Linked DNA regions of Mus musculus: region 1 is linked to region 2. Evidence: chromatin contacts called from ENCODE Hi-C data. All regions are on one chromosome and are shown on one strand. The core of a region is the stretch at or near the end of the contact, and the rest is flanking DNA. Distances in the headings are between cores, read along the strand shown.

What was found. Hi-C counts contacts between places; a loop is a spot of excess contacts on that map.
Region 1: a map of T-helper 17 cell shows a loop between it and region 2 (6-fold over the local background). The contact joins the promoter of Ngly1 here to the promoter of Il3ra in region 2. A Hi-C loop is called at or near these places in 2 of 37 maps with a recorded cell type or tissue (T-helper 17 cell and regulatory T cell).

Annotation. Positions count from the first base shown.
Region 1 is chr14:16,246,909-16,254,438 of GRCm38, forward strand. It overlaps Ngly1 (N-glycanase 1), which reads left to right and starts at 2,406. Exons shown (of 12, transcript NM_021504.3): 1 at 2,406-2,589. The coding sequence starts at 2,459. It also overlaps a transcript of Oxsm not described here.
Region 2 is chr14:14,342,346-14,349,901 of GRCm38, forward strand. Il3ra (interleukin 3 receptor, alpha chain) reads left to right here and starts at 4,150. Exons shown (of 12, transcript NM_008369.1): 1 at 4,150-4,167; 2 at 4,665-4,843; 3 at 5,569-5,723; 4 at 6,476-6,599; 5 at 6,898-7,027. The coding sequence starts at 4,786.

The DNA of each region.
Region 1 (7,530 bases), core at 1,156-3,655, 1.9 Mb after region 2:
TAAGCTCCCTAGATCTCCTTTTCTCTACAAACAGTACAATTTATCTTGTTTTCTAGCCCAAGTCTTCCCAAAGCCTTCTATAAATATTCCCCTAGCCCCACAAAATAAAACCACATGGTCAAGTTCATCCCAGCAATATCCCACTCTCTTAGTACTCGTTTCTGTCAGTCAGGAGTTTGCATGTTGGTACTCCTTTTCCCTGAACTGGGAGTAATCCAGGGAAATGAGCCCCTACCAATCCCAGTTGTAGATATGATAGCTGCCCAACATAAGAGGGCAGTTCAGGTCATGCCACTCTTGGTCGCTTTAGAAATAGCAGCTGGTACTAGAATTGCAGGAATAACGACTTCCATAACACAATATGATAAATTTACTTCCAAGCTCAGCACAAGTTTTCAAAAAATATCTGAAACCATGCTTACCCTAGTTTTCTATTGCTGTGATAAAACACCACAACCAAGGCAACTTATAAAACCATTTACTTTGGCTTATGGGTACAAAGGTTAGAGTGCGTGATGGCAGAACTGCATGGCAGCAGGCATGGCAGCCAGAGAAGGAAATTGAATACTCACATCCTTTACCACAAGCACAAGCAGAGGGAGTAACCTGGACATAGGGCAGGAGCATGTACTCTCAAAACCTAACTGCCTCCCATAATGCACTTTTCCTAACAAGGCTGCAGCAGCTGGCCTGCCTGTATCCTTTATATACTGGGATTACAAGGATCAGTCAACACTCACAGCAAATAGCTGGGAATACAGCATTTGAAGTTGGGCCACAAACATAATTATTACTTTGTTATGGACCAGAAAAAAAAATGCTAGTAGTTAGCCACTGAAAAATTTAAACAACAGCTAATAACATACTTTGTTGAACATAATATTCTCTTTCTAAGACTTATTCTTTCAAAGTCTCATAGATATACAATGTTCTTTGGCCACAGTCCATCCATTATCTCTCTTCCATCACCTTTGCCCTCCCCTTTAACCCCCCTTTCCCTCATCTGCCTCCTTCTTTCATGTCTTTGGTGGTGGTGGTAGTAGTGATATATGTATGTATGTATGTATGTATGTATGTATGTATGTATGTATGTATGTATATTTGATTCTCCTGCCTCTACCTTCCAAGTTTTGGGATTTGCCAACATGCCTAGCTGAAAACAATATTCTTGAAGTTGGTCTACAAACCTAAGTGCTAAAAATGTAGGTATATTTTACAGATGAATATTCAGAAGTTCTTGAAAATTCTCCGAAGAAATTGCCCAGAAACATTAAAAAACAACAGATAATAAAGTGTCAAACGAGGTCACATAAGTAAATATCTTTAAAACACAAAGCCAACAAGTACCTGCTACGTGCTAGTGATTCATATATGTAATTCCAGCTATTCAAGGTGAGTGGAGCATGGAAAACTCCTGACTACAAATCAAGGTCAAGTGCACTCTTAGTGGCATTTCAACATTAAAAAGTAATAAAAAAAAGCCAGGTAGTGGTAGACAAGCCTTTAATTCCAGTACTCAGGAGGCAGTGATCAGGTGGATCTGAGTTCAAGCTGATCTATAGCTGGAGTTCCACTTTACCCAGAACTATGCAGAGAAACCCTCTTCTGAAGAAGAAAAAGAAGTAATGAGGACTGAGTATGAAGCTCAGTGCTGGAGCCAATTTCCAGGGTTGATGTCAGTGACAAGGGCATCAGCTAAGGAGGTTAGTGATTCCCTTTCTAAGATAAATTAAGGATACTGGTAAGGGATATGCCAGTATGAGTCAAAGGATACAATGTGTATATAAACTTTATTTACTTGTTTGTTCCTCATTTTATTCTATTATTGTATATGGGTTTTATGCGAGTATCCATAGGACACTCCCAAAATGCTCCTTGCATCAGAATCATACCTTGTGAGCAACAACTGAGTTTTCATCAACAGAATTCGGAAAATACACAAATCAGAAACCCAGAAGAGTTCTGAGCTATGCTCTGTTTTTGAAGCCGGACACTAGTAACCAAAGGGCAAGACTGCAGTAAATTCCCGTGTGAGCCCAGCCTAGGCCACAGACCATGATCACTTTCCCTTCCCCATAACCGCCCCCACCCCACCCCACCCCCCAAAAAAAAGACATAACAAAAACTTGCTCGGTCTTCTGGAGTCTTTTCTTCCACAAAAGACTTTTATCTACCGTAAAAAGAAGGCTGTGCAATTATCTCTGGGACCCTACCCGACACAAGCAGCCACCACAGCTCGAGATCTACTCCACTGGCTCGGCCCCTTGTACCCCGTACCCCAACGTTCGCAACCGGCCTCTCCGCGGCTCGCCCCGCCCCTAGCCCCTCCCGGAACGCCCCGCCCCTCGGCTCCTCGCCCCGCCCTCTGGCCGCAGGCCTCTGCGGCGGCCTAGGCGCTCCTCAGCGCCTGCTCAGTGCGGGCCGCGGTGCGCGAGGTGGCGAAGGCCGCGGCGCAGCCATGGCGTCGGCCACACTGGGCAGCTCGTCGAGCTCTGCGTCCCCGGCCGTGGCCGAGCTATGCCAGAACACCCCGGAGACCTTTCTGGAGGCCTCCAAGCTGCTGCTCACCTACGCCGACAACATCCTGAGGTGCAGCCGGGGCCCTCGAGCCTGAGGGCCGCAGGCGGGCGGGGCCGCGGACACTCGGGCCTGAGGCGGGGCGGGCTGGGCGACGAGGGCCCGCCGAGGCTGTCACTGAGTTTGACAGCTGTGCTGTCCCATCTCGCTGCAGGATCCCGGCGCTGTGGCTCAGCCCGAGTGCCAGTTAAACGTTCACGCCGAGTTTGGCGGTTGACACATTTATAGTTTAAGTTACGAACTTTGTGTCAAGTCACCTTTGTACTGAGTGCAGCACTTTCCACAACTGGCTGGGAGTTTGAGTCAGCACCTCCCATGGCCGCTCCGGTCAAAGAGTGTGGGGAAGGGATGCGGAGGGGCAGACAGTGGAGGTCACTTCAGTTGAGCCCCTGGGCGCTGGCTCTTACAAACACACCGACCCGAAGTCTGTAGGAATTCTTAGTTTAAAGGCTGTACAGTTCATGCGGACCAGCTTTAGAGAGTTAGTTGTTAGAGACATTGAGGTGTTGTCCTGTACCCCAAACTGGCATGGAACTTGATCTGTACCCCAGAACTCATGCCAGTCACGACCTACCAAAAGCTGAGATTACAGGTGTGTGCCACCACAACCATAATTCTTCATTTAGGTGACATTAGTGATATTTAAAATATATTTGAAAAGGGAATATAATGTGATTCTATGCCAGATGTTATGCAGCATTTGGGCTTGCACATAATTGTGACTTGTGTGAAGATGGCCTTCCTCCTTTATGACACCTCAGCTTAACCCTGAGATCTCACAGCACCTCAGAGTACAAGGTGTCTGAAAGAACTCATAAGCTTGATTCTCCAGAGCCCACAGCTGGCGTTTCATACTGAATTGTTTAAGTCTTCAACCTCCCACCCCCATACATAAGAGAAGGATGGATTTGTAAAGACATTTCGATTCTGTTAGTACAATGAAACCAAAGATGCTAAGATCAGAGTACTTTGAAAGATAGCTTTGCATGCAGACAGTTATTTCGGATCATGACCATCATTATGAATATTTACTAAATTTCTTAAAGAAACTGGTTCATTTTACAGCCTTTACTGTGGCTTACATTTCTGATCTTGGAGTTTTTGTTTTATAAAGGAAATTAGAGCAGTTTGTAAGAGAAATGATTCAGGTTGATGTGAGAAAATGCTCCTTTAGTTTGTTTTCAACAAGTGTCCTTGTGTTCTTAGAATTCAAGGTCTGGCTTGGTTGGGAGATGATATCCTGCTTCTTCATGTCCAAATCCAGTGACTTCTTAACTCTTAAGGAAAAGCTCCATGTCTTCCTGGTCCCTGACCGCACATTATAATTATACTTCTGTAATTTGGTAGAGAAAATCAGGTTCCTCTTTGCATTGCTATTTTCTTTTAAACCCACTAGTGCCATAGTGGAGGCACTATTGAAGGCATATTGTCCCAGCATCTCATTTGCCTCAGTATCAGAACAATTTATAGAATGGATATGCAAATAAAAATGCATTAGCTTGTTTTGAAGTAGATACTTGTCACTGAAATCTACAATGAAATAATACTCTTAAATTTCTGCTTGAATATTTATCATATCCTAACAGTAATAAATCTAAATAAGCTCCAAAAGAAATGTGTGCTAATTTGTATGCAAAAGCTGCCACCCATTTTAGATAAGATGAGCTTACTATGGACTTTATCAAGAGCAAAACAAAGCAACTCTGTATTAGTTTTCCTGACATCACAGGTGAGCTGCTTAGCTAATTTGATTCATGAACCAGAGTTTGGTTTAGAACTTTTCATGTACCTAAGAATAATGTTGAACTTCTTATCCTCCTACCTACACCTCTAAGTTACAGGTGTGGGCTACCACAATTGCTGTTATGAGCTGCCACAGATTGAGCCAGGGCTCAATGAATGGGAGGCAAGCACTCTACCATCTAAATGGATCCCCTGTCCCTAGTTCATTTATTCTTTAATATAAATATTTGATATTGTACTGTTTTGTTTACAAAGCACACATAGTGTTTGACTATTAACTGTACTGAGTGAAGAACCAAGAATCAAACATAGTTTCTTTGTTCAAATAATATAAATGTATTTGGGAGAAGAAAGGTTTGAAAAACAGCTACAGTGTAACATCAAAGAACAATTCCAAGACAGTGTTAATGTCTCTGTCTTTATATTTTTATGTTAGGAGGTAGTAGGGAGACCAAACATGAGACATTTAGTGAAGGGATAGGCAAAGGTGACTCACAGTTTCTACAGTGGAGTTTCCGGGAGGAAACCATTAGAAGAAACAGGCATTGATTATGAAGTCACTGCATAATCATAACAATAAACCCAATGGAATGGAGAAAGAGAATTTTCAATGACAATGCAAGAAGTAATAGAAGACAAAAAACTTCTAATTTTTAATGTAGGTTGCCACTGACACGTAGAGAAATTGAGTGTAATTGAAAGTTGGTGAGTCTGCTGGCAGCTTGTGTGGTGGTATATGTATAAACATTTTAACCAGAGCAGTAAGTTTCAATTTTAGTCAACTATTTTAAGTGTCATTATAGGCAATTTACATATAATTTCCAAGTTTAAGTTTACCTTATAAAAGGAAGAAAAATACTCTATTCTAGGACTACCCAACATAAATGACCTGGCACATATATCGCAACTACTGAGGTGGTTGCTATTATTATTATTTCTATTAAATTAGGTGAAAAGTTTGGTGGAGTGTTTGACTGTTTGTTCTTTGAAATTTCATGTCTGTAGCCCATTGTTTATTCTTCATCTCTTTCCCTGTCACCATCCCCTCTAGTGTACAAATTCCTCCCACATGCAATTATTTTTGTAATGTTTTGTCTTGTGCCCTACAGTGGGGGTTTTGTGGTTTTTTTGGTGTTTGAGAATTGTTTTTTGTTATTGAAACAGTTCCGTCGTTTGGCATATTGGGATTATAGGTATACACTACTGTACCTTGATAAGTAGTCAGTGTTTGCTCAAAAGAAAAGTGGATGCTAGAGGAGGGGCCAGTGGTAGTTCTGTATCCTTCCTAAGGCAGAGCTGTTTCAGAAAAAGTGGGAGGGAGAATGTGACTTTCCGTAACTAATTCAAATACAAAGGCAAATATTATTTTTCTGAAAATTAAATAGTTTGGTAGATAACTATGAGAGTAAAACACCAAAAAAGACAAAAATATTTTCAAAGATAAAGTTGAGCACAGTACAAGAAATTCTGCTGCCTTCTCAAGATTCTATCCTTTTAACATCATGAAAAACTACATATTCAGAAAAATTTCCCAAGAAAAGATACAAGATAATTGCTAAAAAGTGAAGTAAATATTACAACTTACAAAAGTATTTAATAGGTAACAGAGATGGATGGGGGAAGCATCAAAGCATGACAACAAAAACAAAAAACTGTACAGAGAAAATTAAGTTGATAGAGAATCAAGCAAAATTCAATTCAATGCCCAGGATACCATAGAAAGGCAGGGCTGACTTTGGGCTTAGTCTATGCTTGAACTCAAGCAAGTCTGCTTAGCATTTTTAATTTAAAAATGGGTTAAACATTCATAGCAACTAAGATCTGAAACAAGGGGATTGTGAGTTTGAGGTGAAACAAGCCAAAGGAAGATAGAGAGGGACCTGGGAACTGGGTATGCCCGTCTCTGCTGGGCTTTGCTATGGCATGACAGAGCCCAGTAAGCAGCATGCAGCGGCCATGGAGAGCCTGAGAAGCTGTGAGGTGGGCAGCACATCTTCAGCTTTAACTGGGTATGCCATGGGGATAGCTGATGTGCATCATGACAAGTCATCTGTGGTTAGCATTGACACATGCTAGGCTCATTTTGTACTTTAGATTTTGTTTAAGTGGTGTCTCAGGGAAAACAGGGATGTTGAGTATTCTGTGGTGCATAGGGAGTCTCCCCTCAGCTGTGGTCTACATTTCATGGGGGTCAAGACTGAGAAACTCTGCCCCTAATACATAGTAAATGTAGAGAAGGTAAACACTCCCAAGCTGCCAGCAATCAATGCTTGCTTCTGAAATCATTGGTGAAAAGATTTTTTTTAATTTCCACTTTTTTGTGGACCTACAAATTTTATAGAACACAGTGAAAATCTCATAGTATTATCAAGTTATTATAAAAGTTATTGAACACACAGTATTGGAATTGTTGTGGGAAGGAGTTTGTAGACCAACACTAACGTATGACAGTTAAACAGTAATATTTAGAGCTTTGTCTTTGAATATTTGTGGTTTTGTTTTATTTTATTACTGTCATGGTTTGTATATACTTGGACTAGGGAGTGGCACCATTTATTGGTGTGGCCTTGTTGGAATAGGTGTGACCTAGTCGGAGTAGGTGTGTCACTGTGGGTGTGGGCTTAAGACCCTCACCCTAGTTGCCTGGAAGTCAGTCTTCCACTGGCAGCCTTTAGATGAAGACATAGAACTCTCAACTCTCAGCTCAGCCTGTGCCAGGCCTGCCTGGATGCTGCCATGCTCCCACCTTGATGATAATGGACTGAACCTCTGAACCTGTAAGGCAGCCCCAATTAAATGTTGTTTTTTTTATAAGACTTTCCTTGGTCACAGTGTGTGTCTGTTCACAGCAGTAAAACCCTAAGACAATTACCTTATTTCCTTTCCAAAAACATTTTAAAACAAGGTAGAAACTTACAGTAAAGACAGTCCTTGGTACAGGGAGGAAAGGAAGCTAAGTGACCACTAAGGTTCATTATGCTGGAAGCAAAGCTTTTCAGCTGTTTCAACTCACAAATGCTTCTTAATCACAGTCGTTGTACCCTGAGCACCATTATAGATGACAGGACCCCTCAGAGCAAGCAGACACAGTGCTACCCTCTGTCTGGGGCGACTTCTAGAAACTTAAAAGACTAAAAAAGTACTTACCTGTAACAGCCACACAGTTTCCTATGGCAACAATGATACTGTCATCCATGAAGTTGGACAGCA
Region 2 (7,556 bases), core at 2,900-5,399:
TAGTTTGGTTGAAGGATTACTTTCTTGCTTTTTTCTAGGATGTACTTTCTGTCCTTGTTTTTTGTTTGTTTGTTTGTTTGTTTGTTTTTTGTTTTTTGCTTTTTTTGTTATTATCCTTTGAAGGGCTGAATTCATAGAAAGATATTGTGTGAATTTGTTTTTTGTCATGGAATACTTTGATTTCTCCATCTATGGTAACTGAGAGTTTTGTTGGGTATAGTAGCCTGGGCTGGCATTTCTGTTCTCTTCGTGTCTGTGTAACATCTTGTCCAGGATCTTCTGGCTTTCATAGTCTCTGATGAAAAGTCTGGAGAAATTCTAATAGGCCTGCCTTTATATGTTACTTGACCTTTTCCCCTTACTGCTTTTCATATTCTAACTTTATTTAGTGCAGTTGTTGTTCTGATTATTATGTGTTGGGAGGAATTTCTTTTCTGGTCCACTCTATTTGGAGTTTTGTAGGCTTCTTGTATATTCATGGGTATCTCTTTCTTTAGGTTTGGGAAGTTTTCTTCTATAATTTTGCTGAAGATATTTGCTGACCCTTTAAGTTGAAAATCTTCATTCTCATCTACTCCTGTTATCCGTAGGTTTGGTCTTCTCATTGTGTCCTGGATTTCCTGGATATTTTGAGTTAGGATCTTTTGTCATTTTGCATTTTCTTTGATTGTTGTGCCTATGTTCTCTATGGGATCTTCTGCACCTGAGATTCTCTCTTCCATCTCTTGTATTCTGTTGCTGATGCACCCATCTATGTTTCCAGATCTTTTTTCCCTAGGGTTTCTATCTCCAGTGTTGCCTCACTTTGGGTTTTCTTTATTGTATCTACTTCCCCTTTTGGGTCTAGTATGGTTTTGTTCATTTCCATCACCTGTTTGGTTGTGTTTTCCTGTTTTTCTTTAAGGACTTTAACTCTTTAGCTTTGTTCTCCTGTATTTCTTTAAGTGAGTTATTAAAGTCCTTCCTGATGTCCTCTGCCATCATCATGAGATATGCTTTTAAATCTGGGTCTAGCTTTTCCGGTGTGTTGGGGTATCCAGGACTGGCTGAGGTGGGAGTGCTGGGTTCTGATGATGGTGAGTGGTCTTGGTTTCTGTTAGTAAGATTCTTACGTTTGCCTTTCGCCATCTGGTAATCTCTGGAGTTAGTTGTTATAGTTGTCTCTGGTTGAAGCTTGTTCCTCCTGTGATTCTGTTAGCCTCTGTCAGCTGACCTGGGAGACTAGCTCTCTCCTGAGTTTCAGTGGTCAGAGTACTCTCTGCAGGCAAGCTCTCCTCTTGCAGGGAAGGTGCACAGATATCTGGCATTCGGACCTGCCTCCTGGCAGAAGATGAAGGCCTGAAACAGGGCCTGTCCCAGAAGGTGTGTAGCTCTGTAGTCCGCACTCTCACCTGCATAGACTAGTCCCTGAGGGATCTGGGAACCAAGATGGCTCTCCCAGGTGCTCCGGCAAAGCCCTCCCAGGCAGGGCAGACACCTGTCCTCTTGCAGGGAAGGTATTGGATGTCTGGAGCCTGAAATGGGGTCTGCCCCAGAAGCTGTGTCACTTCTGCCTGTCCCAGAAGCTGTGTAGCTTCTGTAGTCTGCACTCTCACCTGAGCAGACTAGTCTTTAGGGATCCGGGAACCAAGATCCATCCCTTAGTTTCTTAGTCATCCCCAAGATCTAAACAACTTTAAAAGTCCCATAGTCTTTACATATTAAAAGTTCAATCCTTTAAAATATACAATATTTACTGGCTGGTTTTGTGTCAACTTGACACAGCAGGAGTTATCACAGAGAACAGAGCTTCAGTTGAGGAAATGCCTCCATGAGATACAACTGTAAGGCATTTTCTCAATTAGTGATCAAGGGGGAAAGGCCCCTTGTGGGTGGGACCATCTCTGGGCTGGTAGTCTTGGTTCTATAAGAGAGCAGGCTGAGCAAGCCAGGGGAAACAAGCCAGTAAGGAACATCCCTCCATGACCTCTGCATCATTTTCTGCTTCCTGACCTGCTAGAGTTCCAGTCCTGACTTCCTTGGTGATGAACAGTAATGTGGAAGTGTAAGCTGAATAAACGCTTTCCTCCCCAACTTGTTTCTTGGTCATGATGTTTGTGCAGAACAGAAACCCCGACTGAGACACAATATCTTTTAAAATCCAAAGTACTTCCTTCAAGAGCAAAAAATACCAGGGCACAGTCACAATCAAAAGCAAAATTTAATCTCCAATTGTCCAGTGTCTGGGATCCAACTCACGATCTTCTGGGCTCCTCCAAGGGCTTAGGTCACTTCTTCAGCCTTGCCCTTCTAGGCTCCAGCCGCCTGTACTCCACTGCTGCTGGTCTTGGTGGTCATCTCATGGTCCTAGAATCTCCAAAACACTGCATGATCTCTTCAGTCCTGGGGCGTCTTTTGCAACTGAGGCTGCACCTCACCAATGGCCTTCCATGGCCTCTCATGGTGCCAAGGCTCAGCTGCTTTGCGTGACCACTTCATTCCTTCAAAACCAGTACCACCTGAGTGACTCTTACACATTACTAAGTCCAGGTTCAGCACGAGGTACAACCTTGGCTATTTCTGGAACACAACCTCTGTGCTTTCAGAAAACACTTCCCAGAAGATGTCACCTCAACGATGCTGGTCTCTTCTTAATCACTGCTAATTTCTTAGCTCCAGCTAACCAGCATCAATAGTCCCAGTAATGCAAAATTTTTGCTTTAGTAGTTCTGGTATCTTGTTAATCACAGCTGATTCTTCAGCCGCAGCTAACCAGAACCACAGAATCTTCATAATGGTCCTGAAAAGAGTAACAATGGTCCTGAAAAGAGTCTTTAACTTTCCCTCTGAAATTTCACAAGCCAGGCCTCCATCGTCTGCACTGTTCTCATCATTATCTAACATCCCACAGAGCTGTTAACACGGAATGCATCTTCTGGCCTGAAGCTCCAAAGTCTGTCCTGGTCCTCCCACACAACCAGGCTGTCACAGGCATAGTCGTCCCCACAGGGCCAGGCTGTCATGGGGATGAAGACCCCACTGTGCTGGTACCCGTCTGTCTTAGCGTCTGTCTTACCTGCTGAGCCACCGACCGTTCGTCCATCCAGCCTCTCCCTCTCCCCCTCCCCCCAACCCCACCCCACCCCACCCCACCTCACTCCACCCCAGGTTCATTTTTAAGGCAGAGCTGTGAGGATCAGCAAAGGGCTACTTTCAGCGGACGCACGCGTCGTCCTGCAGGGGGCACCAACCCCGGGACTCGGATCAGGAAAGGTCACGTGACGCGGTGGCCAGGATGGCGGCAACAGCAGCTTCACTGCAGCACAGGACAAATTCTGCGCCTCTGCCCCGCCCCCTGCGTCTCCGCTGCGCGCGCGCCCCCGCATTAACAAAAACGGAAACGGAAATAAGGCGGCCTGTGAGGCATCCCCGGCCTATCCTGACCCTGCGGTCACTATGGAGGGGGCGGTGTGCAAAGCTCTGTGCGCGTGGGCCGGGTGGGGCGGCCTCCTAAGCACAGCTGTGACGTCCGCTGTGAGCTCTGCTCTCACAGAGTGTGTGGGGGGGGGGGGGGATGAAGACAGGGCAGGGTCCGCTCACAAGTTAAGTTCCGTGGGTCTCAATGGGATGCCTTCAGGCATGAGGCAGAGCTGAGGCAGGAGGATGGCAGGTAGTGAACAACCGCTACAAAGCAGGGGTATGATGGCAGCTGTCAGTGACTGCGGGTGTGAGTGAGGCAGGGGGATTCCCGTGAGTAACGAAAGAGCTGAGGCAGGGGGATGACTGCGAGTACAGTTGCAACGGATGACAGGAGAGCGACTTCCTGTCTGCGGCAGGACGTCACGCCCGCTCGCCCGTGACTGACGGGAACGACTTCCAGTTTCATTTTTTTTTTTTAATAAACGAACGCGATGACGCGGCCGGCGTGGCCGTGGCCGCCCATCACCCGCAATCGCGGTCATCCTCCCGCCTCAGCTCCGTCCATCCCTCCCGCGTGACTCCCGAGGCCCCGCCCCGCCCCCACTATCTCAGGAAGTTGCTCAATCTCGGGACCATGGGCGCGGTCGGGGCGGGGCGGGGCCTCTGGGGTCACGGGCAGGGTCGCAGTCCTCTGCCCTGTAAGCAGTTCCGACCCCCAGACCCCCGAGGACAGGAACGGACGCCGCCAGCGCCGTGGGCGCCACTCAGGTCCGGTCCGCGGGGTGGGCGGGGGTGGGCGGGGTCAGGGGGCGGGGCCTCGGCGGTCATCCCCCTGCCTCCGTCCTTCCTTCTGCTCACTGCCATCATTCCTGGCCTCAGATCCTCACTCACAGGCATTCCCCAGCCGTCGCTCCCTCCCTCTCTGCTTTTCTGTGTCCATCGTGATTATCCCCCTGCCTCAGAAACTAACTCGTGGTCATCCCCCTGCCTCACACTGTTTACTCGCGGGCGTCTCCCTGACTCCGTCCCTCCTTCCGCTCACTTGCCAGCATCCTCCAGCCTCCGTTTCTGCTTCCGGTCACCGCTGCCATCCCTCTGCCTTGTCATCTGCACTGATGGACATGCTCCTGCCTCATGCTGTTCACTCCTGGGCATACCCATACCCCTGCCTCGCGATGTGACACTGGGGACAGTGAAGCTGAGGCAGGGGGATAACCGCGAGTGAGCAGCTGAGGCAGGGGAATGACCGCAATGGACCATGACAGGAACCAGAAGCATCGTGAAGGGGTCGGGATCAGGAGGTGGAGTCCGCTTGCGCCCCGGCCCCGCCCCTCACGCCCCGGCCCCGCCCCCAGGCCTCCGAGGCTCCAGCCCCGCCCTCCTATCATGGCCGCCAACCTGTGGCTCATCCTGGGGCTCCTGGCATCCCACTCTTCAGATCTGGGTAGGTGTCTTCATGGGGCAGGGCCTATGCTCGGGCCACGCCCCCCACTTCCTGTCGGTCGGGGCCCCACCCCCGGGTGTCTCACAAGACTCAGGCCCAGCCCCCTGGCGAAGGATGGTGTCACCTGTCAGTCACCCAATGCCCCATCCACCCGGTTCCTGTCCTGTTCTGTGACTTCATCCAGGTGTCAATCAGAGCTCTGGTCCCACCCCTTTGCTTCCTCTCCCAAACCTTACTTCCTGTCACGAAGGATGATGTCATTCTCACCCCCAGATGTCAATCAAAACCCAAATCCCGCCCCCTAAGCTCTTCCCTTCTTGTTGGCCTGTCCCAGCTCCGGGTGTCAATCTCAGCTCAAGCCCTGCCCACTAACTTCCTGTCATGGCGAATGAAGTCATCTCTGCACCCCCCCTTGTCAATCAAGGCTCAGGCCACGCCCACTGATGGTGGATGCCATCATCATCCTGGTCGAAGACATCACTAAGAGAGGCCCCGCCCCATCGCTTTCTGTCATAGGGGACCAATGATGTCACCTAGGGACATGTCACTTGCCTCTCATGTCATCTGGGTGTCAATCAAAGCCTAAGTCCCGCCCACTTCCTTTCTTTTCCACCCCCTCACTTCCTGTCACGGAGAATGGTGTCAATCAAAGCCCAGGCACCTCCCACAACTGTGGATGATGTCACCTGTCACTCAAGCCCCACCCCACCTCCCCTTGACAACAGCTGCGGTCCGTGAGGCTCCACCCACTGCTGTGACCACGCCCATCCAGAACCTGCATATCGACCCCGCCCACTACACACTGAGCTGGGACCCCGCCCCCGGCGCTGACATCACGACAGGGGCTTTTTGCAGGAAGGGCAGGGACATCTTTGTCTGGGTGAGGGGCAAGCCCTGGTTGGTGGGCGGAGTTGGCTGTCAGTCATCCAGGGTGTGGGGCTTGGGTGGGTAGGGATCTCCACACTGTCCGTCATCCTGGCCATGCCCACTTTCTGCTGTGAGTCACTCTAGGCCCCACCCACCAGTCACTTCCTGCCACGCCCACCAGCATTCCATGCCTTGCCATGCCCACTTCCAGTCTTATTCCTGCCCCCAGCACAAACTTCTCACCATGCCAATCATTCCAGACTCCGCCCCTACCACCCATCCGGCCCTGCCCTCTGCTTCCTCTTCTGCCTGTCAGTCACTTCAGGCTCTGCCCAGTCACTTCTTGTGCAAATTTATGCAGAGATGAGCAGGGGGAGAAAACCTATGATGTCATCTGGGTGTATGCAAATTTGGTCCAGCAGAGCTGAGACTTCAGGACCCACCCACCCCAGGTGGAGTTAGGCAAATTTATGAAGGCTAGAACATGATGTCATCTGGGTTTATGCAAATAAACTCAGATGGAACCATGATGTTATGCAAATCCATGCAGATTTATGCAAAGCCCATGATCAGGGCCTGTGGATATTTATTCAAATGAAATTCAAATTTATGCAAGTTCATACAAATTAATGCAAATTAGTGCTGGCCCTACCACTCACCCCAAGTATGGGTGACCCCTGCTGACGCCGACATGCAGGTTGACCCCAGGTGACCCCGCCCCTCACACTGACCCTGCCCTGCCCCCTGACCTCTGTGACCCCGCAGGCTGACCCCGGGCTTGCCCGCTGCTCATTCCAGTCGCTCTCCCTCTGCCATGTGACCAACTTCACCGTCTTCCTGGGGAAGGACAGGGCTGTGGCAGGATCCATCCAGTTCCCCCCAGATGATGGTGGGTGAGGCCCCGCCTCCGTGACCCCCACGTGACCCATGACACCTGGGTTGGCCCCCCCAAGAACCAACTGTGACCCCTAACCCTAGCTGTGACCCTATGATGCCAGGTGTGACCTCTGATCCCATGTGTGACCAGGGGTCCTACCCTGGCCCCAGCCCATGACCCTTGACCCCAGGGTGCGACCCCTGCTCCCAAATCTTACACCTGACCCCAACATGGGACCCCAACCCCGTGTGTGACCCCTGACCCTGTCCCCTCCATCATGACCGCAGTGACCCCATCCCAACCCCCACAGATGGCGACCACGAGGCCGCAGCCCAGGACCTGCGCTGCTGGGTGCATGAGGGGCAGCTGAGCTGCCAATGGGAGCGGGGTCCGAAAGCAACGGGTGACGTGCACTACCGGATGTTCTGGCGTGATGTGCGGTGGGTGTTAGGGGTCACGGGGGTCAAGGGTGGGGTCGGGAGGTCACTTCTTGTCCTCACTTCCTGTTCTGTGAGGCCTCTGACGTCACTTCCTGTTCTCACTTCCCAGGTGGTGCAGGGTTGGGGAGGTGTTCTGGCCACATCTTGGGTGGGCGGGGCCATGGCTTAAAAGGGCAGGGTCGTGAGGTCACCTTTGATGATGTCACTTCCTGTGTTCATTTCCAGGTGGGCAGGGCCTCTTGTGTCACTTCCTGTCCTTATTTTTCGGGAGGCGGAGCCTATGACATCACTTCCTGTGCTCTAGTCTTTTTGGTTGGAGCCTCAGATCATTTCTGAATGAGCATGGTCTATGACATCACTTTCTTACTGACTTCATGTTCTCCATGGCCTCTGAGGTCACTTCCTGTCCTTACTTCCTGTTGGGGGTCTTTATGGAGCTGTGACATCATTTCCTGTACTTTTTTTCCCCTGGTAGGTGGAGCCTCTCCAAGAACTGATGACATCACTTCCTGTGCTTGCTTCCTCTTTG